2 separate regions of the Homo sapiens genome follow, and region 2 is linked to region 1. The links are chromatin loops, found by intact Hi-C in ENCODE. Cell type or tissue: heart left ventricle. All regions are shown on one strand. Each heading gives the region's core, and the rest is flanking DNA. Links, peaks and the distances in the headings are about the cores only.

Region 1 (15,154 bases), core at 3,941-11,940:
TCAAGTGCCCTCAAGACCCGGGTGCAGCTCAGCAAGAGAAGCCGCCGCCGGGCCCCCATCTCCCACTCCCTCCGGCGCAGCCGATTTAGTGAGTCCGAGAGCAGATCACCTTTGGAGGATGAGACTGACAACACGTGGATGTTCAAAGACTCAACGGGTATGCCATGACTTCTCTCCTCCTCAGATAGCACATTGAACAGCAGGAAGGATTTAGACTAAGCCCTATGAAAAAATTCCTGACTTGGAAGGCTGTAGATCATTAGAACACAATTACATAGGAAACTGATTTTTTTTTTCATGTCTTAAACACACAGGTGTTTATTTAATTGTTCATTTAATTTTTAAGTTCACTTTACTACATGGATGAGATGGGTGCATATTACAGTAGGCTTGCACTATGAGAGCTGCCACCATGAGTAATATCCCAGCCCTCGGTTCTGCTTCCCTTTCTGAGTCCCACAAAAGCCACATGTGGGCAGCCTTGGGTTCCCATCCCAGCTGGCTGCTCCTTCTGGGGCTGTCTTGGTGGGGAGAGGGAGATGGGGCAGTGGGTCCGTGCTGACCCCTGAGCCCTGCAGGGGTCAGGATCCTCCCGTGGTCCCTGGTGTGGCTCTGGAAGACGCTGGCAGTGCCCGGCCAAGGCCTCCCGCAGGATGGAAGCTGAGGGCCCTGGCTCTGGGTCCTAAGAGAACTCAGCCACCCCCTTCACATTTTACAGCAAGGGGTCGGGCAGCAGCTTTGGGATGGGGCTTCTGTGGAGAAGTGGGGGATGCTGCAGTGGTACAAAGACAGCCTCCCCCACCGCCGTCCTCCAGCTGACCATCCTCCAAGGCCAGCACTGGGCATTCAAGGGAAAGAAGGAACTCAGCCCAGAGGGTGTGGGCAGGAGAGGCCTAGAGTCAGGCCTCGACCCACAGCCCCCTCTGGGTGCCAAGTGGGAAGGGTGTGGGGGCTGGCTTGGGAACCTTACCCACTGCCCTTCCAACACCTGGATCTGTGGGCAGCGGTCCCACAAAATCCCCCTTGGGGCTCCCTGAGGAGGACTTGTGGCTGCCACTTCCACCAGGGCAGAGGACACAGGAGGGGCCAGCACTCCAAAGGGCTCTAGGGTGGGTCTTTCAAGGACATCTGCAAAGCCCTGGTGGGGAGGGGCGGCGGGGCTGTCCCACGGAGGCGCCTGGGCCAGAGGCTCTTTGGAACTCTTGCACTTCTGAGTGGGGGACTGTCCATGCTGCCCACAACCTCTAGACCATGCAGCCTGCTCATGGGTCCCTGGCAGAGAATGCCCACTCCCCAGCAGACTCAGGGCAGGTCCCCAACTGCAGGCTTCCAGGAAGGCCCAGGGTGTCCACCTCAGGCCGGGTGGTCTCAGAGGACCCCTGTGCAACCACATTAAGGAAAGCTGCAGCCCCCACCCACCCCCTGCCAGTTCAACAAGCTCCGGCTGCACACGCAGGCTCCCAGACACCATCACCCGCCTCCCCCGTTGCCCCTCCCTCATGGGGAGCCCCTTCCTCCTGGAAAGACAGCAGGTACTGTAGCCTCGCCTGCTGGCCAGGGGCGCCGGCTCAGAGGACCTGCCCTGACCTGCACGTGCTGACCAGACAGCCCAGCGTAAGGACCCGCGATCCCACGCCACCGCCCTGGGTTTACCACGGTCACCGCCACCTCTCTCACAGGGCCCCCGGGGGACCCAGCCGCGCCCGGCCTGGTGTCTGCACCGAGGGACCGCGTCTCACGCCCGGCGGCTCCTGCAGGGGAAGCCGTGGTCAGCGACTCACCACGAGGACAGGGCAGGGCGGCTGAGTGCGGAAGAGAAGCATGAAGCTGGGGGCGGGGGTGGGGGAGGAGGAACAAAAGTTGCATCTAGACAGAGGTGAACGAAACAAAACCAAAACCCGAACGTGTTCTCTCGCAGGATGGGCGCCGCCCGTCCCGGGCCCTTAGCCCGACATCTCCTCTCGCTGCTCCTTGTTCCTGCGCACCTCGGCCGCGTGCAGCTCCTCGCGCAGCCGCTCGCGCAGTGCGGCCAGGTGCGCCTCGCGGATCTCCTTGCTGAGCTCCATTTGTAGTTGAGCTTCTCCTCCGCCTGGCGGCTGAAGTTGTTATTCTCCTCCAGCGCCTTGTGCAGCACCTCCCGCTCGTGCTCGCGCGGCTCCACCAGCTGCTTCAGCACCTGCGCCTCCTGCGTTGGGAAGGGAACGGAGCCGCTTCCCCTGCCCAATGCGTTGGCCTCCAGGGTGGCACTCCCAAAAGTGGAAACTGATTTCTTGTTATGCAGAACTTATCAGAAACTAGGTAAAACAGTGTTTTGAAGGTTAGTATATTAATTGAGGCTCTTTGAGTTACAAGAGACAGAGACATAGCTTAATAAGGTTTTACTATTTCTGCTTTTATTTTGATTAAATCCACCCCTGTATTCTCTTTAGGTTTGCTCGCTGGTCTTTTTTCTGTATTCCTGAGTTGAAAGATCAGTCCATATATTATCAATCTTTTCTGTTTTCTAATGCATCATTTAAGGCTATACATTTTCCTCTAAGGACTATTTTGGCTGCTTACCGTATCAAAACCTGAGCTGAATCTTGAAGAATGGATAATAATGAGTTAGGGAAAGTTATTCCAGGCAGAAGTATCAACAAGATCAAAGGGACAGAGATGTGGAAAGAACATTCTGAAAGAGGCAAGACCTGGTGCTCTGGAGCCCTTGGGCTACCCGAGGAACTGTGTGTGTGGCAGGAGCATCCCTAAACAGTTACGTGTTGCTCAAGCTGGGAATAGCAGGATATGCTGGAAAGGTAGGCAGGGGCCAGATCATGGAGATCCCTGATGCTTTGCTAAGGAGTTAGATTTCGTCTGTAGATGGAGAGCCATGAAAGACTTTTAAGAAGAAACAGGCAGGGCGTGGTGGCTCACGCCTGTAATCCCAACACTTTGGGAGGCCGAGGTGGGTGGATCACGAGGTCAGAAGATTGAGACCATTCTGGCCAACATGGTGAAACCCCGTCTCTACTAAAAATACAAAAATAGCTGGGCATGATGGCACGTGCCTGTAATCCCAGCTACTTAGGAGGCTGAGGCAGGAGAATCGATTGAACCCAGGAGGCGGAGGTTGCAGGGAGCCGAGATCGTGCCACTGCACTCCAGCCTAGCAACAAAGCTAGACTCTGTCTCAAAAAAAAAAAAGAAGAAAAAATTTCTTCTTGCAATGGAAACTAGAGCAGCTGACCTGCCCACTCTATGTAGACACAGCCTTTTTAGTCCTCAAAAACATCTTGTAGGTGCCTTTGTTCATTTGGGATTTGCCCATAGCAAACATTAGGATGTCAGACCAGGCTCTGAGCTGAGTGAGGGGCATTGCTTCTGACCAGATACCTTAAAGAAATGCTTGGAGAGTTCTCTCTCCCACTCCTATCCCATTTCTGTTATTAAAGGAAATGTTTAAGTGCCTCAGGTGAGACCTCTCTGCACTTTCTTGGTTTTCTGAGCCAAGTTCTATTAAGCCACCTGGAGCAAATGAAGACCATAATAGGGACAAAAGCACACAAATACCCCCAGCTGGAACGTGGCAGCAGCACCTCTGGCTCCCATCAGCCTGGAGGAGCCGGCCAGGGGCTGGATGGGGAAGGCTGGGTCTGTGTTTTCTTAGCGTACCTCAGTTCCTCGGGTAGCCCAAGGGCTCCAGAGCACCAGGTCTTGCCTCTTTCATCCCCGCCCCCTCCTCCAATCCTCACTGTGCCCATGCCAGCATCCTGGTCTCAGAGAAGTAGAAACTCCTCCCATATCACTCCTGGAAGAGTGGGATAGGCAGCCCATCACCCAAAAGCTTGAGTGATCAGCTCAGCCTCAAGCACGGGTCTGGGGTTAAGTCCTGGATAGGGGAGTTGGGGTCAAGGAAAATGGCTTCCTGGTCCACCTTTGGGCCGCCTTTCCACAAGACACATGAAGCTCTCCACATTCTCCTCTGAGAGCATAACCTCGGTGCATTGTTGGCTGAAAGCATTCCTATCTACTTTCCTGCCTCTGCCAAAGATTTCCTTCTATTCCCTGACTTGGAATGAGCCAAGGGCCCAGGAGATGGGTTTGCCTCTGTCCTCCCGCAAAAGAAAACCTACTCTGCCTGTTGTCAGTATCTTCTGGCAAGAAGCAGAGTTGTGAGAAGAGAGAGCATGAAAGCAGGCACCTTGGTGGTCCTCATCTGTAAAATGGGCCATAGCGTCTTCTGTGCAGGTCTGATGTGAGCATTGCATGAGATACTGTGTGCAAATTATCTGGCATGTAGGACCTCAATACATGGCAGCTGCTGATGAATTCAGTGCCCTTTTCTTTGCAACAGAGGAGAAATCACCCAGGAAGGAGGAGTCGGATGAGGAGGAGACGGCATCCAAAGCTGAGAGGACCCCTGTCAGCCATCCTCAGAGGATGCCTGCGTTTCCAGGCATGGATCCGGCAGTGCTAAAGGTACCAGACCTCTCACCAAGAGTCACCTGGTGGGCATGATCCTCAACCTTAGCAGTGTAAAGAATAGATTCCGGCTGGGTGCAGTGGCTCACGCCTGTAATCCCAGCACTTTGGGAGGCCGAGTTGGGCGGATCACGAGATCAGGAGATCGAGACCATCCTGGATAACATGGTGAAACCCCGTCTCTACTAAAAAATAGAAAAAAATTAGCCGGGCGTGGTGGCGGGCGCCTGTAGTCCCAGCTACCTGGGAGGCTGAGGCAGGAGAATGGCTTGAACCTGGGAGGCGGAGCTTGCAGTAAGCCGAGATTGCGCCACGGCACTCCAGCCTGGGCGACAGAGCGGGACTCCATCTCAAAAAAAAAACAAAAAACAAACATATTCCTTCCTTCCGTCCTTCCTTCCTTTCTTCCTCCCTCCCTGTCTTCCTCCTTCCTTTTGTCCCTTCTTCCTCCCTCCCTTCCTACCTCTTTCTCTTTCCTCCCTCCCTTTCTCCTTCCTTTTCTCTTCTTTCTTTCCTCCCTCCCTTTCTCTTCTTTCTTTCCTCCCTCCCTTTCTCTTTTCTTCCTTCCTTCCTTTTTTGTCCATCCTTTTTTATCCTTCTTTTTTTCCTTCCTTCTCCTTCCTTCATTCCTTCCATTTTTGAAATAGTTTAAGTTTCAAACGGAGTTGCAAAAATAACTCAGGGAGTTTCTCCATACCCTTCACTCAGCTTCACCCACATGATAGTATTTCACATGACCATAGCACATTGGCAAAATTAGGAAATTGGCTTCTACCATTAACAATACTACCAACTTACTTGGCTTTCACCAGTGGCCCTGTGTTGCTTAATCTCCACTTTCTGACTCTCCTCCGCCCCCAAACCTGCTGCTCTGGTGTCATAGCTAAGCCTTGGTTTGCTTATCTGTAAAGTGGGCTGAGAATCCAACTGGTGACGCTCACCAGTGCTGAACATCAGGGAAGCAGGAGTGAACAAACCCAGGCTCCTGAAGCCCTTGAGGAATCCGGTCTGCTGTGGAAGGCAGGCACAGAAAATGATCATTTCAGTACCAGATGACACAGGAAGCCAGTGCTGGAACCAAGTCCCAGTCTCCCAAATTGCACCAGAATGCCAACTGTATTATGCAATGCTGAGGGAAAGGCTGAGCTGCCTCCCTCCTCCCCACGTCCAGCTCTCACAAGTGTCTCTCATAGTCCTGGAACCAAATGGCACTTAATTTGGGTGAGGAAAGAGGCCCTTTTGCCCCCCTGTTTCAGACATCATGTGCTTGCAAACTCACTTTATGCTCCAGCAACCTTGCAAAAGGTAGCTCTTCGTTCCCCTTTTATTGAAGAAGAAATGAAGGCAGACAAGCCTGAATTGTTGGTGGAATTTCTCAACTCTGTGTATGCCATGCAGGCCACACAATCCCCATGTGGGAGCGCCGTGACTCTGTTGCTCCTTTAGTAGACGGAAGTTTTGCTTTTCTGTCATTTCTTCCACGAATAGAAAATCAGTCAGTAGTGGATGCGTGCTTGTGTCTGTAATTGATTTTACAGGCCCTTACAGTGTGAACATCTTTCAGTCACTAGAACTAGGTTAGAGGTTTTCTGACTTTCTTTCCCTCCCTCCCTCCCTCCCTCCCTCCCTCCCTCCCTCTCTTCCTTCCTTCCTTTCTCTTTCTCCTTCCTTCCTTCCTTCCTTGTTCTCTCCTTCCTTCCTTCCTTCTTCTTTTTTTGTTTTTTGAGACAGTCTCTCTGTCACCCAGGCTAGAGTGCAGTGGTGTGATCCACTGCAAGCTCCGCCTCCCGGGTTCAAGCGATTCTCCTGCCTCAGCCTCCCGAGTAGCTGGGACTACAGGCGCCGGCCACCATGCCTGGCTAATTTTTTGTATTTTTAGTAGAAACGGGGTTTCACCATGTTAGTAAGGATGGTCTCAATCTCCTGACCTCCTGATCCGCCTGCCTCGGCCTCCCAAAGTGCTGGGATTACAGGCGTGAGCCACCGCATCTGGCCTTCCTCCCTCCCTCCCTCCCATCCTTCCTTCCTTCCTTCCCTCATTTTCTTTCTTGCCACAAAGCAAATGATCTTATAAGGTAGCCTAACGCAGGAGGCAGACAGCCACAGGCCCTGGGTGTAGGTGAGATGGAGGCCCTGGGGCTCCCATGTGGATGCACCGAGTAACTGCTGAGGCAGATCTTGGGATTCCAGAACACAGCTCCAGTCCACTGTGCTCTGTGAAAACGGGGCTCTGGCCATTCATTCATCAGTGTTAGCTTAAACTTCAATCTCTACCACAGCAGTGCTAGGCGATTATTAACAACCAGGGGAGGTTGCAGGGCTTGTCCTGGAAAGAACCCTGGAGTTGGGCTGCGGGCAGACCCGGTGTGAATCCCAGTTCATAAAAGCTGTGTGACTTCGGGCTAGACCTTTGAGCTTTGGGCTCTCTCGCCCTGTAAAATGGGGAAAGCCAGGATCTGCCCTAAAAGAATCATACACACATGGAACGAACTCACATTTGTCATATTTCTTGAGCCTGGTAGAGCAAAAGTGATGGGTGATCAGTGCACAGAAGCTATCAGTGGACAATGGTAATGACTGCTGTTGCTGGGGGCTGACCCAACACGGCCTGGGAGAGAGAAGCCACTTGCCACCACTCACACCTCAGGTCCCGCAAGGGAACTTTATGCACACCATTGTATTCCATTCCCAACATGCCCTCCAAAAATGGGTGGATATTTGCCCTCCGGTTTTCTTATGGGACTCTAATAGACTGTCGAAAACTTCATTTTATTTACATGGCTCCAGGAGTAAGGAACTGAACGGAGCTAAGCTGCAGCTGTTGGATGGAGGGAGCTGCTCTCTCCATGTAGAGTTCTCAGGGTGGCATGCCGTGTGCTGAGCACACTACAAATGGTGGCTTTTCAGCAAAAGAGAATGTGATTATGTGGGGTTTGGGTGGTGATTCGATCTTGGGGGTCGAGGGTGGCTGCTTGGAATGCCAGACTGACATCTGACTTTTCTCAGCCCCCATGTTTCCTGTCTGGGTTTATTCCGATTCAGGGGGCCCCGAGTGTTTGCAGAAGGCTCATTGTACCTGACATTTGCATGGGAGGGGGCCCTTCCCCAGACAAAGGGCAGCTTATAGACTCAGCTCTCTTTTCTCCCCAGGCTCAGCTGCACAAGAGGCCAGAGGTGGACAGTCCTGGCGAGACCCCCAGCTGGGCACCCCAACCCAAGAGCCCCAAGTCCCCCTTCCAGCCTGGGGTGCTGGGCAGTCGCGTGCTGCCTTCCAGCATGGACAAGGATGAGAGGTGAGGGGTCTTGGGGAATGGGGGTCCCTCTCCTTCCAAACTCAGGCTATACTTCTAGAGAGGTGCTCGCATAGGTTTTAGAGCTGAATAGAAGAGAGTTACAACTTTTTAATTTTCTCTAGCAGCAGAAGCTTTGTTCATGAGAATTCTCAATACTCAGATACCTAAAAAGTACAACAGAGGCCGGGGAAGGAGGCCAGGAATCAGGCCAGCTGGCCTCTCCTCTTCCCCGCCCACTGCCACCTGCTACATGGAACGCCAGGGCACCATTGCTGGAGAACTACTGATCTAGTTTAGCCCTCTCCAGACCGATGGGGAAACTGAGGCATTCTCCCTCCTCTTCCCCTTTGGGGAAGTATCTTTATTATCAGAGATCTGGAGGACCTGGGAAGGTGGATCAAAGGGCACGGCCAGGTTGAATGAGATCGGTTTCACTCCCTTCGTGGAACAGCTATCCCGATCCTGGGCTGTTCTGTGTAGAGACGAGCACAAAGCAGCTTCTGCCCCCCAAGAGGCTCTCAGGCTCTCAGAGGGGTGTTTCAGCAGCTGGAGGTGGAGGTTAAGAACAGGGGATCTAAGGTCACACAGCCAGGGTTTAATTCCACCATTGCTGCTTAAGAGCTGCATGATGTGGGAAAAGGTACTTGACCTCCTGAACCTCAGTTTCCTCAACTGTAAAGTGGGTTTTCTAACCTCCTAACCTTCCGAGGTGGTCATGAGGATGAAACAAGAGTGTGTCTAAAGCCCTGTGCCTGAGCCCTGGGATGTAGAAGTACTCAGTGAAGCAGAGTGGAAATCTTATCATGAGCACTGTTAATCCATGAAAGTTAGGGATTGTTCCTGATGCTAGAGTTGTAATGATAGTAAGTGCTGGTTGGATCAGAGCAAGAGTGGGTAAGCTATGGCCCACAGGCTAAATCCAGCCCACATCAGTTTTTGTAAGTAAGCTTTATTGGAACACAGCCACATGCATTCATTTATGTATTGTCCATAACTGCTTTAGTGCTACCACTGCAGAGTTAAGAAGTAGCACAGATGTCCCACAGCCCACAGAATCAGGAATATTTTACTCTCTGGCCCTTTCTCTGACCCCTGTGATGGAGGGAGGCAGGTGAAGGGCTCATAATGCACACTTGAGGATGGGCGGCAGAAAAGACTTCCAGCTGGGTGCAGTGGCTCACGTCTATAGTCCCAGGACTTTGGAAGGCAGAGGTGAGAGGATCACTTGAGGCCAGGGGTTGGAGTGCAGTGAGCTATGATTGCACCATTGCACTCCAGCCTGGACTAAAGAATGAGACCTTGTCACGAAAAATAAAAAAAGAAATAAAGAAAAAAAATTAGCTGGCTGTGGTGGTACATGCCTGTGGTCCCAGCTACTCCAGAGGTGGAAGTGGGAGGATCCCTTGAGCCCAGGAGATGGAGGCCATGATCGTGCCACCGCACTCCAGTCTGGGCAATGCAGTAAGTCCCTGCCTCTCTAATTAAAAAAAAGAAGCTTCCAAGAGAAGGAGATACTTGAACTGAATCATGGTGGACAATTGGGTCTTAGCTGGACCACGGGCAGTGAGAGGGGATCCCAGGCTAAAGCCACTGCACATGCAAAGGCCTGGAGGCCAGATGTACCTGGGAGCCTCAGGCAGTGTAAAATACATAGCGCAGAGTGGGCTGTGGGAACCAGAAGGTGAGACATTAGAGAAAGACAGGGCCATAGTTGAGACAGTGCCTCCCTGCTCTGGTAATGCCAGAATTCTGGCTCCAGAGTCAGTGGAGGGCTCCAGCATTTCTCTGTGGCTGGAGAAACCCCCAGACTAGGGCCTCAGAGGCACCTCTGGAGGCCTGGGCTTGTGTCACCACTATTAGGCAAAGCTTGGCTGAAGTCTGGAGTACCCTAGACCCCCATCTGCCCAGGGGGCCCTCTTCTTCCTCATTCCTAGGCTGGCAGGCATAGCAGTTGAAGGCCTGCCCCTAGACTCCAGAGTCACCTAATCTCTCACCCCCTCAGGTGCAGACCCCCACTGTACCACCAACAGGCCAGCATCTTTTCCGACCCCTCCAGGGCCACGGGTCTCAGGAGCTTTCTCTGAGAACAGAATCAGTCACGTCCTGTGTGCATGTGTGTTTGATTATAAAAGCAGTGACTGTAGAAAATACAAAAAGAATACAAAGGGGAAAAGAAAATCATCCACGATCCTACTGTGCAAAGACCATGACTGTTGATATCTGGGCATCTCTCCTTCCATTTTCTTTTTCTTTGTAATGTAGCTGAGATCACGACGTTTGCGTAGTTTGATTCCCCTGCTCCATGTTCCATATGAATGTTTTCCCGTGCCCATTTAACAATCTTCATAAACGTGATTTTTTTTTTCTTGAATAAAGTTTTAAACAATGGTGACTTTATTGTTTTTTGTTGTTTTTGAGACAGGGTCTCACTCTGTCACCCAGGCTGGAATGCAATGGCATGATTATAGCCTCGACCTCCCCAGTCTCAGGTGAATCCTCCCACCTCAGCCTCCATGAGTGGCTGGAACCATAGTTGTGTGCCACCATGACTGGCAAATTTTTGTATTTTTTTGTAGAGACAAGATTTCGCCATGTTGCCCAGGCCGGTCTCGAATTCCTGGATGATCCTCTGCCTCCCAAAGTGCTAGGATTACAGGCATGAGCTACCGTGCCTGGCCTGACTTTATTGTTTTTTATTAAAATGTTGTGTTCTCATTATAAGAAATTCTGAGAACACAGAAAACTGCTAAGAAGAAGGTTAAAAAATAAAAGTCAAAAGTAGTACCATGTAGATGGTGGCTACTCAGATGTATTCACTTTGAGAAAATTCATTGAGCTGTGCACATTTTGATTTGAGTACCTTTCTGTATGTGTTCTTCCATTTAAAAACGTTTGAACAGGCTGGGCATGGTGGCTCACACCTGTACTCCCAGCACTTTGGGAGGCTGAGGTGGGCGGATCACAAGATCAGGAGATCAAGACCATCCTGGCTAACGCAGTGAAACCCCATCTCTACTAAAAATACAAAAAAATTAGCCGGATGTGGTGGCGGGCGCCTGTAGTCCCAGCTACTCGGGAGGCTGAGGCAGGAGAATGGCGTGAACCCAGGAGGCAGAGCTTGCAGTAAGCCGAGATGGCGCCACTGCACTGCAGCCTGGGCGACAGAGAGAGACTCCGTCTCAAAACAAACAAACAAACAGTTTAAACAAATCTCACCTCCCCAAAACAATTATTGTTGACCTTTGATAAACAAAAGGCAGCTCTGTATGCTGTATGTCTTATGGGCATTGTATTGTTCAGAGTTCTCCAGAGAAACAGAGCCAATCGGGTGTGTGTGTGTGTGTGTGTGTGTGTGTGTGTGTGTGTGTGTGTGTAAATAATACAGTTGATCCCTGAACAAGGCAGAGATTAGGGGTACTGACTTCCTACTTAGTCAAAAATCTGCATGTAGCTTTTGACTTTCTAAAATTTAACTACTAATAGCCTAGTGTTGACCAGAAGCCTCACTCATAACCACATACGTATATTTTGTATGTTATATTTTATATATTCTTACAATAAAGTAAGCTAGAGGAAAGATGTTATTAAGAAAATCATAAGGAAGAGAAAATATATTTCCTGTTCATTAAGTGGAAGTGGATCATCATAAAGGTCTTCATCCTTCATCCTTATTGTTTTCCCATTGAGTAGGCTGAGGGGGAGGTGGAAGAGGAGGGATTGGTCTTGCTGCCTCAGGGGCGGCAGAGGCAGAAGAAAATCCAAGTGGACCCACACAGTTCAAACTGTGTTGTTCAAGGGTCAGCTGTATATACATGTACGTATATAGATATGTATGCACATGTAGACACACGTATGTATGTATAGAGATTGATTTTAAGGAATTGGCTCATGTGATTGTGGAGGCAGGCAAGTCCCAAATCTGCAGAGTAGACCAGCAGGCTGGGGATGTGAGGAAGTGTCGAAGTCCAAAAGGCTTCCCTCTTCTTCCTGGGAGGCCAGTCTTTTTCTTTTTTTTTTTTTTTTTTTGTTTTGTTTTTTTGTTTTTTTGTTTTGAGACGGATTCTTGCTCTGTCGCCCAGGCTGGAGTGCAGCAGAGCCATCTCCACTCACTGCAACCTCCGCCTCCTGGGTTCACACCATTCTCCTGCCTCCACACCATTCTCCTGCCTCAGCCTCCTGAGTAGCTGGGACTACAGGCACCCACCACCACACCCGGCTAATTTTTTTTTATTTTTAATAGAGACAGGGTTTCACCGTGTTAGCCGGGATGGTCTTGATCTCCTGACCTCGTGATCCGCCCAGCTCGGCCTCCCAAAGTGCAGGGATTACGGGCGTGAGCCACCGTGCCTGGCGAGGCCAGTCTTTTTCTATTCAGGCCTTCAACTGAGTAGATGAGGCCCTTTTATATCACGGAGGGTAGTCTGTGCTACTCAGCGCCTACTGATTTAAATGTTAACCTCATCTAAGAAAAAATATCTTTGCATAAACATCTAGAATAGTGTCTGACCAAATATCTGGGTACACATTAGGTTTAAGTTGATGCATAAAACTAACCATCACAGACACTTACCTGGATAGAGAGATGGAAGGATGAATAGCTATTTGCATGACAAATGGATGGATGGAAATAATTTTATATAGGACGAATTTTTTGTTTGTTTGTTTGCTTTTTGTGGAGAATGGGGTCTCACTGTGTTGCGTAGGCTGGTCTCAAACTCCTGGGCTCAAGCTATCCTCCTGCCTCTGCCTCCCTAAGTGTTGGAGTTACAGGCATGAGCCACTGTGTCCAACCAAGATAAATTTTTATAACTGCAGTTTATCTCATAGAACAGATATATCGTGATTTATTTCAGCGGTCCCCAACCTTTTTGGCACCATGGACCAGTTTTGTGAAAGACAATTTTTCCACAGACCAGGGGTATAGGGGGGTGGTTTTGTGATGATTCAAACACATTACATTCATTGTGTACTTTATTTCTATTATTATTACATTGTAATTAGAATGAAATAATTCTACAACTCACAGTAGACTCAGTGAGAACCCTGAGCTTGTTTTTCTGCAACTAGATGGTTCCATCTGGGGGTGACGGGAGACAGTGACAGATCATCAGGCATTAGATTCTCATGAGAAGCTCGCAACCTAGATCCCTTGCATGCACAGTTCACAATAGGGTTCACACTCCTATGAGAATCTAATGCTGCCGCTGCTCTGACAGGACGCAGAGATCAGGTGGAATGTGAGTGATGGAGCAGCTGTGAATACAGATGAAGCTTCGCTCACTCGCCCACCACTCACCACCTGCTGTGTGGCCTTGTTCCTAACAGGCCATGGACCAGTATCGGTCTGTGGCCCAGGGGGTTGGGGACCCCTGATTTATTTAATATTCCCCATTGTTGGACACTGTGGTTAATTTCTACTTCTTGCTTATCAGTCCCGTTAATATGGGCATCTTTACCACCTCTGAGTGCTTGCCCCAACCCCGCCTGGGCCCAGGGATAGACAGTCGGATACCACTCAGTCCTGCCCGCAAGGAGCCCACAGTCTGGTTTCAACTAGTCTCTTACTGGCTTTGTGGTTTCAGGTCGGATGAACCCTCTCCCCAGTGGCTAAAGGAATTGAAATCCAAGAAGAGGCAAAGTCTTTATGAGAACCAAGTTTGACCAGGTATGAAGGGGCTCTGTTGGGGAACCTGGGAAGAGCCCTGCAGTCACAGGAATGGGGAACTCAGGGGGGCCACGCTTCAGAGACTGGGGCTGTTGTACCCAAGGAAAGAGGCTGTGTAAGGGGAAGAATGAGGGGTGGGGGGTGTTCTGAGTTCCTGTAAAGAGGATGGTTATGTCTGTTTCCATTTAGGGAGAAAACAAAGCTGGGCTGCCTGGAGTGGGTGAAAGGTACCAGGCCAGGAGGCAGGTGACTGGGGCTCTGGTCTCATGCACTTGGCTGACCCTTCTAGCTGCATCACAGTCCCCTCTGATAAAACAAAAGGGCGGGGACATCAGAGGTTAGCTTAATTAGAAATGGTTACTTTTTTTTTTTTTTTTTTTTGAGACAGAGTTTCGCCCTTGTCACCAAGGCTGGAGTGCAATGATGCAATCTCGGATCTTGGCTCATTGCGGCCTCTGCCTCCCGGGTTCAAACGATTCTCCTGCCTCAGCCTCCTAAGTAGCTGGAATTACAGGTGCCTGCCACCATGCCCAGCTGATTTTTATATTTTTTGTAGAGATGGAGTTTCACCATGTTGGACAGGCTGGTCTCGAACTCCTGACCTCAGGTGATCCATTCACCTCTGGCTCCCAAAGTGCTGGGATTATAGGCGTGAGCCACTGTGCCCGGCCAGAAATGGTTACAGTTTTTATAGGGGGAGTGTTTCATATACAACCTATGTAGTTAAAAATGAATTTGAAAAAATATACATTAAAAATTACGATTAGATAGGCCCTGGTGTAAGTTGCAAATGACTGAACATCATGAACTTAAGTTTCCTCATCTGTAAAATGGGTTAGCAGTGTCCACACCACCGAGTTGTCCTCAGGGCTCACTGAGAATGCACCTGTGGTGCTTGACTGAGTGCTGCCTGTTTCTCCTCAGTATAGGAGCTCATGGTACGTGCACCATCAAAGTCAGCGTTGATGTGATGAGCACAAGAGACTCACCATCCCTTATCCACAAAGCCAAATTCCAGAAAGCCCTGCAAAACAAAGCTTTTTCCTAAGTCAGTGGTAAAACCTGACCTGAGTGAATATAATTCTACTTTGACTCTATTTTCCCCACTTTATATGAATGTTCATAATACACTGCAGGAATATTATCTGCTTGATTATGGTGGTGTTACATATGTATATATATACATATGTGTATATATTACATGATTATGTATGATGCATGTGTGTATGTATAATAAATACTAAAAATTATAAATTCCCAAATAAAACTATGCTCAAGGGATTTGGATAAGGGATCGGGACCTGTGTTTATTTTGTGTTTGGTGCAGTACATGTAATATCTCATTTAAGCCTCCAGCAACCCCTTTGAGGAAACTGAGGCTCAGAATTGAGACTGGAACCCTGACCTGACCCTAAATTTCATGTTGGTTTCACTGTATTCCATGCCTGCCACCCTCCTCACCTCCCCTTTCCACCCAACACAAAAAATCTCTTTTGTGACCTTAGGCTTCTAGGGGTGACTTCATTGGAGAATATCAGGTGAGATTTTAAGGACTGAGGGTAGAGAGCAATGGAGCCAAATGTTCCCACTGCTGACACCAGTACTGTCCCTTCCTCTCCAGGCAGGGAACACTGCCACATCTACGTAACAGAAGCCTTAACCATCAGAACCCGCAGACGAGGCCGAGCTGCTGCCGTTTCTTCCTGCACAACGCTTACGTGCCTGGGCCCTTCCC
Region 2 (15,154 bases), core at 2,382-10,381, 250 kb before region 1:
TCCAGGTGTTATTTTGAATCTATCACAGAGTCTGACAGACCTGGGTTCAAATCCCAGCTCTGTCACTGATCGGCTGTGTGGCCTTGGGCAAGTAATTTTACCTCTCTGAGCCTTGATTTTCACTTCTGTGAAATTGGGATAAGAAAGACTCCCTTAAAGAGAGAACTGGCCATTGAGTTTCTGCCTGCTCAGCATCCTTCCCTCCTTCTGGTACCAGCACCCCCTCAACTTTGGGGAACTATAACGGTGGCCTTCTAGTGAGACTCCTGACATGGCCCTCCCTGCCCAGGGGTGAGCACATGACTCATTGCAGGCCGATCAGACCCCTTCCCTGGGATTTATATATACCAAGAGAGGAAAGAGAAGTTCACTCTTTCCTCTGGGGCAGCTATGCTAGGAGATGCCAGCCTAGAGCTGCCTATGACCATGTCTTCTGCAGATAGGAGTCAAGTATGGCTGGGTCCAGATGTTCAGATGAAGTTCTTAGAGCTCCACCTCTCTCCATCTCGTGCTTCTATTCTCCTCCATGCTGGCTTCCACAGAGCCCATGCCCAACTCTGAATCAATCATTCTGACCAGGTGTGATTCGCCAGAAGGGCTCATTTATCCATCTTAAAGCCCAAGGTGGCCACAGAGTGGCTGTGGGTCATTTTTTTTTTTTTTTTTTTTTGAGACGGAGTCTCACTGTGTCACCAGGCTGGATGGAGTACAGTGGCACAATCTCGGCTCACTGCAACCTCTGCCTCCAAGGTTCAAGCAATTCTCCTGCCTCAGCCTCCCAAGTAGCTGGGACTACAGGTGTGCACCACCTCCCCCAGCTAATTTTTGTATTTTTAGTAGAGATGGAGTTTCACCATGTCGGTCAGGTTGGTCTTGATCTCTTGACCTCATGACCCACCCACCTCGGCCTCCCAAAGTGCTGGGATTACAGGCGTGAGCCACGGCGCCTGGCCAACTGTGGGTCATTTTTTATAGGAAGATTAGGGTACTGCTCCCGAAGAAGAGCAATGTATCAACACAGGAGAAATCAACAGATTGACTCCTGGCCGAGCAAGCAGCATGTGCCAAGCTGTAGAGGTGGGAATGTTCCGGGACCAAACTGAGGGTCAGGCTGCTATTTCTCATGACCCAATAGTGAGATGCAGATGAACTGGGGAGAAAGAAAGTTTCCTATTTCCGTAACCAGTTAGAGGGAGAAGGTCTGGAAATTATTGCCAGACCAATTCAAAATTACAAAGTTTTCCAGAGCTTATATATTCTAAGTTATATGTCTACATGTAAGTGTGCACTCATCTGAAGATGTAAGTGGACCGGGCGCGGTGGCTCATGCCTGTAATCCCAGCACTTTGGGAGCCTGTGATGAGTGGATCGCCTGAGGTCAGGGGCTCGAGACCAGCCTGGCCAACACGGTGAAACCCCACCCCTACTAAAAATACAAAAAAATTAGCTGGGTGTGGTGGCACATGCCTGTAATCTCAGCTAATCGGGAGGTTGAGGCAGGAGAATCGCTTGAACCCGGGAGGCGGAGGTTGCAGTCAGCTGAGATCACGCCATTGGACTCCAGCCTGGGCAACAAGAGCAAAACTCCATCTCAAAATTAATTAATTAATTAATTAACTTCTTTTAATCTATAACTAAGGTCTGAGTCTTGAAGACCTTCCTCTGGAGCCTCAGTAAATTTACTAATCTAAATGGGTCCAAGTAATGAGATGATTACCCTTATCTTGTCTCCTGCTAAATCACGGGGATTTGGGGGGTTCCTTCAGACCTCTAATAAAGTTGTTTGTGGAGGCCTGGGGAGTTTCTTCAGAACCCCAGTAAAACTTGTTTAATCCTAAAATGGGTAGTGTTAAGAATTCCTTCGTTATTTTGTCATGCTTTGAGGCCCAGGAAAGGCCTAGGCAAAACTCTTGGTGGGCTTTTGTTACATTCCAGCCTTTGTATAAGGTCACTGGCTTTTAACATTAAACTTAAGCACTCGGTCAGTGCTGAAACAGTTGTCATGGAGGCCTGCATTTGGTGAGTCCTGGCGTGCCACAGGAATAGGACTGCTGTGGGCTTAGAAGTTTACTGTGGCTAGAAGGAGAGGCACAGGGGTTGGGTGGGTGACAAGAGCCTGAAGAGAGAGGTTGGAAATGGATTCTAAAGGGTCCCAGGTAACAGTGTAGTTTCCACATCAACGGGATTATTTTCATAAGGGGTGAGAAAGGTCCTTAACTCCTTCTCCCCACCCCAAAATTGGCTCTTTTTTTTTTTTTTTGTCTTTTTTGAGACAGAGTCTCCCTGTGTCTCCCAGGTGGGAGTGCAGCGGTGTGATCTCAGCTCACTGCAACCTCCGCCTCCCGTGTTCAAGCAATTCTCCTGCCTCAGCCTCCTGAGTAGCTGGGACTACAGGCATGCACCACCACGCCCAGCTAATTTTTGTATTTTTAGTAGAGATGGGGTTTCACCATATTGGCCAGAGTGGTCTCGAACTCCCGACCTTATGATCCACCCGTCTCAGCCTCCCAAAGTGCTGGGATTACAAGTGTGAGCCACCGCTCCCAGCCTATTGGCTCAAAATCTTATACATAATAGGCAGTCACTAAATATTTGATGAGAAAATAAATAATTTTCAAATTATCTAAAACAAGGAAGAATTATAAAAAGAGAAGGGAGAGAGAATATGCGCATGCCAATTAAACAATTTAGTTTTTGAGTGACAACCATGAACTCAGAATTAGCCTGGGCAGTTTTCTTAAAGATGTTGACTTCTCAGCACAGTCCTTGAGGTAAGGATTGTAATAATAGTAGCCAATATTTATTGAACGCTATGTGCCAGACATGGTGCAAAGTGCTTTATTTACACAGAGCATCTCCAGTGAATTCTCAGAACAACCTTATGAGGTAGGTATGATTTCAACTTTCATTTTCCAGAAGAAAAAACTGTTCCAGAGAGGTAAAGTGGCTTGCCTGAAGTCACACAGCAAGAAGGAGCAGAGATGGGATTTGAAGTTGGCTACATGATGATTTCATAAAACTCTGGAGTGTGCCCTTTGTGCTACTCCCAGGAGATTTTTATTTGTTCATTTCTGGCACAAAGATGATTCTCTCGGTGGCACTGGAGAAGATGATGGTCCTCCCTTGGACCTTGGTTGTGTGGGGCCAGCTGATGATGGGCAGGAGGCTGGCCAGGACTGCATTGAGGATAGCAGTCATGTAACCCCAACCCAGCCGGCACTTCCCACCATAATACATGGAGGAGGCTTCGCACACTTCCTTGATGAATGGGGAGGCAAGGCCGATTGGGAAAATCAGCAGACCCACAATCATGGCAGTAGCTGGAGATAGCAGGAAGGAAAGACAATGTGTTGGCCAAGGGGTACCTCACTAACTTTCCATCCCACGACTCATCCACCCTTTATCCACCCATCCATCTATCCACCCACTCATTCATTCATTTGCTTATTTATTGGCTCATCTCTCCTTTTGTCTACCCACTCATTCAACTACGCTTCCAACTATCTGTCCCTTCACTAACCCATCCATTCAAACATACTCTTACCCACTTATTTTCTCTATCCTATCTACATATCCATTCACACATCCATCCTTCTGTCCATCTTCCTACTTAACCACCTGCCTGCCACCCATCCATCTGCTCACCCATCATCCACCCTCATCTTCCATTCATCCATCCAGTATACCCATTTTCCTCATCCATCCACTAAAATATCCACCCATTCATTCATTGTTCATCCATCCACTTAACAACCCACTCATTTTTGCAATTCCCTAACCCACCCATCCATCCATTCACTTATTTATTGGCTCATGTCTCCTTTTATCCACCTACTCACTCACTCAACTACACTTCCACCCTTCTGTCCATCTGCTCATCCATCCACTCAGCCATGTTCATCTCCACTTATTCTCTCCATCCCTCTGTCCACCTATTTATTCACTCATCCATTCATCTGTCCATCTGCCTACTTAGCCACTTGCCTCCCACCAATCCATCCATCCACCCATCTCTCATCCTACATCCATCCAACTATATTCCATTCTATCAATTTTTCCTATCCTTGCATCCATCCATTCATCCATCCACCAGTCCATCCATCCATCTATCCATTCATCCATCTACCAATGTATCCATCTATTCATCCAACAGTTCATTCATCCACTTATCAACACACTCATTCATCCATTCACTAGCTCACCCATGCAGTCACGTGTTCATTCATCAAAACTGTTAGAGGTGCTGCAGTGGGCATTAATGATACTAATGAAATGACTGGACACCTTCTTGCTTCCAAGGCACTCATAAAAGAAATCAGAAGATCCCCTGGCCTCCCTTGCTGCTCTCCAGCCACCCTTGTCTACTTTCAGTTCCCTGCACATGCCTTGCTCCCTTTTTTCCATGCCTTTATTCTTCAGGTTCCCATTACCAGAAATGCCCTTGTACTCTTGGCTAACTTCTACTCATCCTTCCAGACTTGGCTCAGGTGGGACCTCCTCCAAGAAGCTTGCCTTAACCCATGCATACACTGGGCCCATCCATGCACTGGGTCAGGTGTTTCCTGGAGTTTTTTCTAGCATCCTTTGCTCATCCCCACCATGTGAAATATCCACTGACTGATGCCCTCCAACCCCCGCCCCCCCCGCCGCCCAACAAACTAGACACTGCAAGCAAGCCTAGGACAAGGATCATGTCTCCATCAATTGACTCAGCAAATGTTTATTGGGCACCTATTATGTATGAAGCACTGTGCTAGGGGCTGGTGATAACCAGGCAGACAGACATGTCCTTCTCCTCATGGAGCTGATGTTCTTTGGAGAAAGAGGGACAATAATCAAGTAGGCAGATTAGATATTTCAGGTAAGTATGTGCTATGAAAAATATAAAGCAAAGTAAGAAGATGGAGAATCTAAGGAGAGGGAAGATCCCTTAGCTAGAAGTCATGGAAGACCTCATGGAGGCAGTGATATCTGAGCAGAGCCCGTAATGAAGTGAGTAGCAAGACCTGTGAAAATCTGGGGAAAGAGGAGTCCAGCAGAGGGAGCAAGCATGGTGTATATGAGCAACAGATTGCAAATCAGAATAGCCAGAGCACACTGAGCCTGGCAGAGGAAGGAAGAGATGAGGTTGGTGAGGGACTGGGGACTGGGTTAGGTGGAGCCTCATAGGCTACGGTAAGAAGTTCAGATTTTACTCTGAGTATGATGGGAAGTGATTGGAGGGTGGATAAGCCAGTCTGAGTGGCATGATCTGATGTCAGGTTAACAGGACTCGTTTGTCCAGTATGTGGCCAAATAGACACTAAGGGGGAGCAGTGACAGCAGTGAGACCTGTGAGGTGCTTATTGCTGTAATCCAGGCAAGAGATGGTGGAGCATTAATTGAATGAGGATTGCAATGAAGACCTGGCTAGTATATTCAAAAGCTATGTATAAATTACAGAAAAGTGACCCTTCTCAAGAGATGCAGTCTTGCAGGTTCACAGTTTAGCAAGTGAAGTATGGACTAGATTTCAGCATCTTCTCAGTTCTCAGCTGGGCATGCTTGCACAGTGCACAACATCCCCAACTGTGTATGGTGGCCCTGGTAAGGATGACATGAAGTGGATGGATGAGCGAGAAACAAAGGGGGACAGATTATTAGGACTGGGTCAGCTAAGAGCAGTAATGGGTGACACTAAGGATGCCATCTCTCCCTCCCCCTGATTTCTGGCTTGCCAAAGGACCAGGAATAGTCAACAATCCTAGGGTTTATCTCTGAGGTCTGACCCGAGAGGCCAGGCTCTGCTCACAGACTCATTCATTCATTCATTCATTCATTCATTCCATAAATATGTCTAGAGCACTGACTATGTGCCTGTGCATTGGATTTACCTGCCACTGCCTGCACCCCTGGCATTGGAACACTGCTTCTCCTTGGGCACAGCCCTTTGGGGGCCACAGCCCAAGACAGGAGGAAAATTGCATTGAAGGCCAACAGGAGCCAGCCTCCGAGGAGCATCACAGCTGAGACCTGCAGGGAAGAGACAGGAGGAAAATTGCATTGAAGGCCAACAGGAGCCAGCCTCCGAGGAGCATCACAGCTGAGACCTGCAAGGAAGAGACAGAAGGAAGGGTGTTGGCTGGGACAGGGGCAGGTGGATGCTCCCCTGCTCATTGACCAGCTTCTGAGTCCTCGCAGCATGTGGTTTGTGCTATTATGATCTCCATTTTACATAAAAAGAAACTGTCCAAGAAAATAAATTTTCCAATAAAAGTCCAAGAAACTGAAGTCATTTGCCTCAGAACACATGGGTAATTAAGTGGTAGAGCCAGAATGAAGATCCACATTGACTGACCAGCATATAGTACCTTTATTAAGCACTTGCTACATGCCAGGATCATCAGGAGAGGCACCTGGTAGCTGCTGTTACATCACCCTTATAACAATCAATTTTGAAGGCTGTATATTCTTCCTTAGAGGTGCTGGACTAGGAGTCCTTTCCCATTCTCCCCATTGTTGATTTTGGCAATGTGCATCATAGCTGGGACTTTAACACCTTAGCTTTCATTTTTAAACCTAGCAGTGTTTAGAGGGTGGCCAGGTAAGAGCGTGCAGGTTGTATACTGCACAACTCTCAGAGACACGTTGGGGGCCATCATAGATTTGCAAACTGATTACAGTGACTTTCCAGCAGATGGCAGTAGAGCATCCTAAAGAAGGGGCACCTTTTCCTAATTTGCACGAAGGTGCTACATTGGCCGGCAGCTGCCTTTGGAATCATCCTGCATGTTTGTTAAATTATCAGTAGCCGGACCCCACTCCACGCCTACAGAGACAGGGGCTCCGGGTGGAGCACAGAACTTGGCATCTTTGCAAAGTTGCACAGGTGTTTCTGAAGGGCTGTCAGGTTGAAGAACTTCTATGCTCAGTTCTAAGGAGAGTAATGGCAAATTCGAAGCCACTGGGACACTCAGGCAGTGAGGAAAGCCTCCTCGAATTCCGCTCAGCCAGCTTTCCTGCCTTAATGAGTTTAAACGAGCCCCTGAAGACCCAGTGACTTGGTGAGCCAGCTCTCACCTTCCAGGCAAAGTCAGGAATATCCTCCAGGGAACTGAAGGTCACGCAGCTCTGGTTCCAACTGTTGCCCTGAGGCCAGGAGCAGTAGGTGAGGATGCCAAAGGAGAAGGTCGGGGTCTGGAACCAGGCAGGGGAGATGAGGCTGAAGGCTGAGGTGCAGGTCAGAGAGAGCCCCAGAGCTACCCACACACTGCTCAACATTAGGCAGTATCGCTGACCTAGGGGTCAACAGGGAAGATTACTAATGGAGACTGCAGGGACAAGGAGAGAAAGGGGCTGGCCGAGGTGCTCCCTAGCCAGGGATCTGGTGTTATGATCAGACCCCAGATCATCAGCCCCCCTTGAGCCTGGAGATGCAAATGGGAGGTACTAATAACTGTGGTCTGGTAGTGGGGGTTACTTTGCCCTAGCAAATTCTAGAAGTACAACCCCCAAGTCCTAGAATAAATGTTAGCCCTGAAAGACCTTTGAACATTTGCCCCTCCACCTTCTTCATGGCACATCATCCTCACTGGTCCATGCAGGGCTCTTCTCATATTCCGTGCATACTTTCATTTGTTCATTTGTTCGTTCGTTCATTCATTTATCGCTTTTTTTTTTTTTTTTTTTTTGAGACAGATTATTGCTCTGTCGCCCAGGCTGGAGTGCAGTGGTGCGATCTCGGCTCACTGCAAGCTCCGCCTCCCGGGGTCACGCCATTCTCCTGCCTCAGCCTCCGGAGTAGCTGGGACTACAGGCGCCCGCCACCGCGCCCGGCTAATTTTTTGTATTTTTAGTAGAGACGGGTTCCACCGTGTTAGCCAGGATGATCTCGATCTCCTGACCTTGTGATCCGCCTGCCTCGGCCTCCCAAAGTGCTGGGATTACAGGCGTGAGCCACCGCGCACGGCCTATTTATCCATTCTTCCATGGAGCCTCCTCTGTTCTAAAGGGCTGCTTCTACCCAGTCGGGGCACCTTTTAAAAATTCACACACATAGCCGGGCGCGGTGGCTCACGCCTGTAATCCCAGCACTTTGGGAGGCCGAGGCGGGTGGATCACGAGGTCAGGAGATCGAGAACATCCTGGCTAACACGGTGAAACTCCGTCTCTACTAAAAATACAAAAAAAAATTAGCCGGGCGTGGGAGCGGGCGCCTGTAGTCCCAGCTACTTGGGAGGCTGAGGCAGGAGAATGGCGTGAACCCGGGAGGCGGAGCTTGCAGTGAGCCGAGATCGCACCACTGCACTCCAGCCTGGGCGACAGAGCGAGACTCCGTCTCAAAAAAAAAAAAATAATAATAATTCACACACATATGCCCGCCCTTCCTTCCTTCCTTCCTTCCTTCCTTCCTTCCTTCCCTCCTTCCTTCTCTCTCCCTCCCTCCTTCCCTCCTTCCCTTTCTTTCCTTCCTTCCTTGCTTCCTTCCTTCCTTCCCTCCCTCCCTCCCTCCTTCCTTCCTTCCCTCTCTCTCTCTTTCTTTCTTTCAGAGAAAAAAGGTTGGAGTGCAGTGCATGATCATAGCTCACTGCCACCTCAAACTCCTGGGTTCAAGCGATCCTCCCACCTGCTGAGTAGCTGGGACTACTGGGGCAGCTAATTTTTATTTATTTTTATTTTTTTGCAGAGACGTTCCATCACATGTGGCTAATTAGAAACCTTTTTTCTTTTCTGTGGAAACAAGGTCTCCCTATATTGGCCAGGCTGGCCTCAAGGAACACAGATGCTGTTTATAGCAGCCACTTTGTTTTTTTTTTATTTTAATTATTTAATGTATGTCATTTTGTGTGGAGTTAGGTTTGCAAAATTGGTGTGGTGCTGTATGCGTGCATTTCTCATTGCTGCAGATGGTATTATCTTTTTTTTTTTTTGAAACAGAGTCTTGCTGTGTGTCGGCCAGGCTGGAATGCAGTGGTGCCATGTCGGCTCATTGCAACCTCTGCCTCCCAGATTCAAACAGTTCCCCTGCCTCAGCCTCCCGAGTAGCTGGGACTACAGGCACATGCCACCACACCTGGCTAATTTTTGTATTTTTAGTAGAGATGGGGTTTCACCATGTTGGCCAGGCTAGCATTACGTATTGCATTCTGCGTCTTACTTTTGGACTGAAACACCATGGATGTCTTGGTTTGGGTTCCCTTGAAGCAGATCCCAAGGGCCTCATCTCCTAATATCATCACCTTGGGGGTTAGGGTTTCAACATATAAATTTTGGGTGGACACAAATATTCAGTCCATAGCAAGACTCTAGTGAGAATCTGTGAATGTGGTTTGATTTTGCGTATATTTGTTTTTTTTTTTTTTTTTGGCATGATACTGCTTTTCCAATGGAAATTCAAATTTTTTTGTTTGTTTGTTTGTTCATTTGTTTTGTTTTGAGACGGAGTCTTGCTCTGTCTCCAGGCTGGAGTACAGTGGCGCGATCTCAGCTCACGTAACCTCCGACTCCCTGGTTCAAGCGATTCTCCTGCCTCAGCCTGAGTAGCTGGGATTACAGGCACAAGCCATCACGCCCAGCTAATTTTTGTATTTTCAGTAGAGATGGGGTTTCACCATGTTGGCCAGGATGGTCTCCATCTCCTGACCTCGTGATCCGCACGCCTCGGACTCCTAAAGTGCTGGGATTACACGCGTGAGCCACTGCACCTGGCCGAAATTCAAATGTATTTTATTTATTTATTTATTTATTTATTTATTTATTGAGATGGAGTCTCACTCTGTCACCCAGGCTGGAGTGCAGTGGCACGATCTCCATTCACTGCAAGCTCTGCTTCCCGGGTTCATGCCGTTCTCCTGCCTCAGCCTCCCGAGTAGCTGGGACATAGGCGCCCGCCACCATGCCCGGCTAATTTTTTGTATTTTTAGTAGAGACGGGGTTTCACCCCGTTAGCCAGGATGGTCTCGATCTCCTGACCTTGTGATCCACCCGCCTCGGCCTCCCAAAGTGCTGGGATTACAGGTGTGAGCCACCGCGCCCGGCCTCAAATGTATTTTAATATAAAAGTAAGTCAATGTAGAGTCAAGTCTTACTTTAATAATAGTCATGGTTTCACGGCATGGCTGAGACTGGAAGGTGATTTGCTAACAAATAGCCAATCCTGCCATTGATGGCCAGAAAGGAAGCCCAGAAGGGTGAGCCTGCCCAAGGGCACTCAAGGTCAAAAGCAGCTGAGCTGCCAACCAGGCCAAGGGCACTTAGCCAGCTTTGCCAGGCACCTGCGGCACAACCTTGGGTTTCACTTTGGCCATCTAAGCCCAGCCACCCACTAAACATGGCAGGAATTCTGGGGTTAGAGGCCAACCAACCACTCCACCATATCCCTGGTGCGGGACCTGGGGCAAGTGGCTCTAGGCCCATTGCTCTAGGCCTCAGTTTCTCCATCTGTACAAGAAGATTATGAATCCCTTAGTCTGGACTAGGGGCAGACAGTGTTGGGATCAGTCAATGGGCAGGGTGATATGATGGAAAAAGGCAGAGAAGCCCAGATCCTCCCCTTCCCATCTATAGGAGTTTGGGGAGATGGCCTCACCTCTCTGGAAAATGGGAGTGAGGGTTGTTGTGAAGCTTCAAGGGGATAAAGTGTGTGTGTGTGTGTGTGTGTGTGTGTGTGTGTGTGTGTGTGTGTTGCTGGGGGAGGGGCAGAGATAAACCTGGGCAGGTATATCTGGGTCAAGTTGCACGGGCTTTTTACCCCGAGATGAGAAAAACCTCGTGGCTGCTCGCCAGCAAGTGGAATATCCTCCCTTGAGTGAGAGGGGACAGTATTTTTATGGGGTTTTTTTGGTGGTGGTGGTGGTGTTTTCCCTACACCAAAATCAGCCTCTCCTTTGGGTTGGCAAGATAGTGAGGGGTGTAATTCCAGCCAGGAAGCCTGGGAGAGCTGAATCCACCTAGGCCTATGATTGTGCCTCTCTCTGGCTGCGCCAGTGGCTGTCCAGGCGTTTCTCACCTTGAAAGGAGTTTTGTTCTCCAGATAATGCTCAATGTCACCTGGGAAAATCACGTCAACCGTCCAGGTGCCCAGAAACCTAAATGAGGCATTATAACCCGAAACCACATCCGGCCAGGCTGCAATTGGCTGGAATCCACCTAAGGAGAGCTTGAAAGGGACTGAATATTTTCTCCTCTGGCTCAGTGCTTAACTTTTAATAGCAGTCAACAATTTCTGGGCACTCACCAGGCTTCGGTCTAAGCACTTGCATAGGTAAGCACTTGTTACCTATAAGCCTTATGGCCACCTGATGCGATAGATACTATTATAGATAATATTATCACTGTTCCCATTTTACAGATGACAAAACTGAGGCTCAGGAAGCAAGCCATAGAACTGAGACTCATACTTTGGGAATCAGGCTCGGGTTCTGGGCCCTAAGCCCAAAGTGATATTAAGGATTTAATTTAAAGGCCAACGAACCCAACGGCTTACTAGAGCTGCCCAAGGTTAGGGCATGGTCAGCTCTCATGCCTGCCCTGCCCAGGGGACAGGGATGATTCCAGAGAAGCCATACAAAGGCAGAATCTCAGGAGGAGAAATGGGACTGGGAGTTTAGAGGTAGCTGCTAGGGACTTGATATGTCAAGCCAAGTCTCTTTCTTCTTCTGGCTTCTATGTCTTTCTCTGTAAATTGGAGGGGTTGATCAATCATTCATTCAACTTTAATGTGCCCAGCTCAATGTGATCTCTTAACCCCCTACCCCCAGGATACAGTGGTGAACAGAACGTAGTCCCCACCTTCAAAGAGCTTAGAGTTTTGCAGGCAAGACAGACCAACAAAATATAGCAATATGTCCATGTGCTCACTCATTCAACAAATATTTATTGGGTGTCTACAATGTTCCAGGAACTGTTCTAGGTCCTGGAGGATTCAGCAGTGAGGAAAATAGAAAAAGCCCCTCCTTATGGAACTTAGACTCTGGAGGGAGAGAGAGAGACAGGGAGGAAATAAGCAAGTCAATATGTAATATGTTAGATGTCAATAAGTGCCCTAGAGAAAAATGAAGCGTTGGAGGGAGATAGCAAGTGATTGGGTAATTGGGGGATAGTCATGGAAAGCCCCATGAGAAGGTGACCTTTGAGCTGAGCCTGAAGAAGGTGATGGAGGGAGCCACGTGGAGAGGTGTCAGAGGAATATTCCAAGCAGAGTGGGGAGCAGGTGCAAAGGCCCTGAGGGGAGTGTGCCCTTGGCACATTTGAAGATGCAAAGAGGCCCATGTGACTAGAAGTAATGAGGGTAGGAAAGAGCGGTGCGCCTTGTAGCAGAGATAAGGTCTTGCTCTGTTGCCCAGGCTGGAGTGCAGTGGCACAATCACAGCTCACTGCAGTCTCAACCTCCTGGGGCTCAAGCAATCCTCCCACCTCAGCCTCCCAAGTAGCTGGGGCTACAGGCATGCACCAACATGCCTGGCTATTTATTTATTTATTTATTTATTTATTTATTTATTTTGGTAGAGATGAGGTGAGGTCTCTCTATGTTGCCCAGACTGGTCTTTTTTTGTTTTGTTTTGTTTTTGTTTTTGAGACCGAGTCTTGCTGTGTCGCCAGGCTGGAGTACAATGGCGCGATCTCGGCTCACCCCAACCTCTGCCTCTCGGGTTCAAGCAATTCTCCTGCCTCAGCCTCCTGAGTAGCTGGGACTACAGATGCGCACCACCACGCCCAGCTAATTTTTGTATTTTTAGTAGAGACGGGATTTCACCACGTTGGCTAGGCTGGTGTCGATCTCTTGACCTTGTGATCTGCCCGCCTTGGCCTCCCAAAGTGCTGGGATTACAGGTGTGAGCCACCGCGCCTGGCCGCCTAGGCTGGTCTTGAACTCCTGGCTTCAAGAGATCCTCCTGCTTTAGTCTCCCAAAGTTTGGGGATTATAGGCATGAGCCACCGTGCCTAGCCTGGCTTTTCACTTGTGAGTGTGGTAGGGAGTCTATGGCTGGTCTTTAGCAGGGGTATGACATGAACCATCCTAGGTTTTCAAAAGACCACTCTGGCTCCTGGGTGGAGAACAGGCAGAAGGGAAGCAGAGGGAGAAGTCTTCAGAAGATGACTCGTCAGTCAGACAAGAGACAAAGGTGGATGTGGATGGACGTGGAGGTGGGGTTAGGGGAGGAGGACAAAGAGTGGTCAGATTCTGGATTGATTTTGAAGGGCAAAGGTCAAGCTGATCAGATTTGCTAATAGAATAGGCCTGGGGTGTGAGGGAAGGTGAACAGGCAAGGATGCCTCTAGGGCTTTTGACCTGGGACGAAGAACCTGCAGAAGGAACATGTTTACTAGGGCAGCCGGAGGTGTCTGAGTGTGAGGTTGCGTAAGCAAAGCTTGAGATGTGTATCTTCCCCAACCCATCAATCGATATATACAGGCTTGAGTACAGACACAGCTCCACACCATGAAAAAGCCTGGGGTGACACTGGGGACAAGCACAGAGGAAGGGCACCCAGTCCAGCCTGGGGGGTGCAGGCCATGTCCAGGCTGAGATGCACAGATGGGCAAACTGGGTCTGGGAAGGACTTTTATCTCTTATCACATTCTCCCGGCTATGCAGCCAGGTAAGTCCAATTTCTGGATCTATTCCAGCATCTGTCACAGATTGGCTGTGCCACCTAGGACAAATTATGTAACGGCTCTGAGCCTCAGGTTCCCCATCTACAAAAGGAAGGTCTGTGGGACTTAACCCTTTGATGCATTCCTTTGAAGATATGATTTAAAACTATGGATGTTGGCCAGGTGTGGTGGCTCACACCTATAATCCCAGCACTTTGCAAGGCCAAGGCGGGAGGATCACGTGAGGTCAGGAGTTCGAGACCAGCCTGGCCAATATGGCAAAACCCTGTCTCTACTAAAAATACAAAACTTAGCTGGGCATGGTGGCGGGTGCCTGTAATCCCAGCTATTCGGGAGGCTGAGGCAAGAGAATCACTTGAACCCGGAAGGCGGAGGTTGCAGTGAGCCGAGATCACACCACTGCACTCCAGCCTGGGCGACAGAGCAAGACTGTCTCAAAAAAAGAAAAACAAAAAAACAAAACCCCAGAAAACAAAACTATGGATGTTTCCACGTGCACTCTCACATAAGCAAGCATGCACACATGAGCGCACATGCACCCACCCACCCACCCACACACACACACACACACAATTGTATGTCATTTCAGAGGCTCATGGGCCCCCTGAAGCCTGTAACAGCCCCTGAACGTGCTTTGTGCTATCCCAGTTTCCTTCCCTCCTCACTCCTCACCTCAGGTCACTTGTCCCTCCAGACTCACCACACTTTAGGTCAAGACCCTCCAGCGTGGCCACCTCTGCTCAGGCTCCGGCTTTGGATCCACGTCTGTGACCTTATACAATTCTCCTCTCCTTTGAAGGAATAATTTAGCTTGTAGAACAATGCAAGGGCATGCTTGATGAACTGGTCTGAGGGTGTGTCTGTGTGTGTGTGTGTGGTTTTTCCTTCCCACTTCCTTAAATAAAAGCTTTCACTCCAGGCTGCTGGGTGGGCTGAGCAAAGAGGGGAAAGCCATCTCCAGGTGGGGACAAGGGGAGAGTATAGTGTTTTCTGGGTAGGGCAAGGCACCAATAGGGATTAACTGATCTATGATTAAACGCCAGGTGTAGGAAACCACAGATAGAATCTCAGGAGGAGAAATGGGATTGGGAGTTTAGAAGTGGCTGCCACTGTGTTCTCTACCTTTCTGCCCTCATAATTCCAGCCCAGGCAACTGATATGCATATTTCTGTGTATTTCTCATAGGATCTTCCCTGTGAGCTGTGGACGTCTCAAAGTCAGGCACTGTGTCTTAAATATCTTTATCCTTACCACAAAACTTGGCACAGAGTAGGTGCTGGTATTCTTTTTTTTTTTTTTTTGAGACAGAGTCTCACTGTGTCGCCCAGGCTGGAGTGCAGTGGTGCGATCTCGGCTCACTGCAAGCTCTGTCTCCTGGGTTCACGCCATTCTCCTGCCTCAGCCTCCTGAGTAGCTGTGACTACAGGCTCCTGCCACCATGCCCAGCTAATTTTTTGTATTTTTTTTTTTTTTTTTTTTTTTAGTAGAGACAGGGTTTCACCTTGTTGGCCAAGATGATCTCGATCTCCTGACCTTGTGATCTGCCCACCTCGGCCTC

What was found. A loop is a pair of places that touch in the nucleus more often than their neighbours do. Peaks named below come from ENCODE experiments on the same cell type or tissue, not always from the same donor. Only the 100,000 strongest peaks of a DNase experiment are listed, where the experiment ranks them.
Region 2: it touches region 1 in a loop (2.9-fold over the local background); 9 of 110 quality-filtered maps call a loop at or near these places.

The regions. Positions count from the first base shown.
Region 1 is chr22:25,177,366-25,192,519 of GRCh38, forward strand. It overlaps KIAA1671, which reads left to right. Exons shown (of 13, transcript NM_001145206.2): 9 at 1-157; 10 at 4,334-4,458; 11 at 7,612-7,754; 12 at 13,337-13,419; 13 at 15,041-15,154. The coding sequence ends at 13,415. It also overlaps the pseudogene STMN3P1. Among named protein-coding and RNA genes, the nearest start is that of CRYBB3, 15 kb to the right of the region's middle. RefSeq lists an enhancer at 10,266-10,435. In heart left ventricle, for the core only: no CTCF peak of the experiment used is centred there; no DNase peak of the experiment used is centred there.
Region 2 is chr22:24,932,276-24,947,429 of GRCh38, forward strand. LHFPL7 (LHFPL tetraspan subfamily member 7) reads right to left here and starts at 14,419. Exons shown (of 4, transcript NM_001388199.1): 1 at 14,297-14,419; 2 at 7,060-7,277; 3 at 5,874-6,012; 4 at 2,823-3,320. The coding sequence starts at 7,260. The coding sequence ends at 3,058. RefSeq lists a silencer at 4,927-5,221. In heart left ventricle, for the core only: CTCF peaks have their summits at 5,018 (motif pointing right), 6,678 (motif pointing right) and 6,878; no DNase peak of the experiment used is centred there.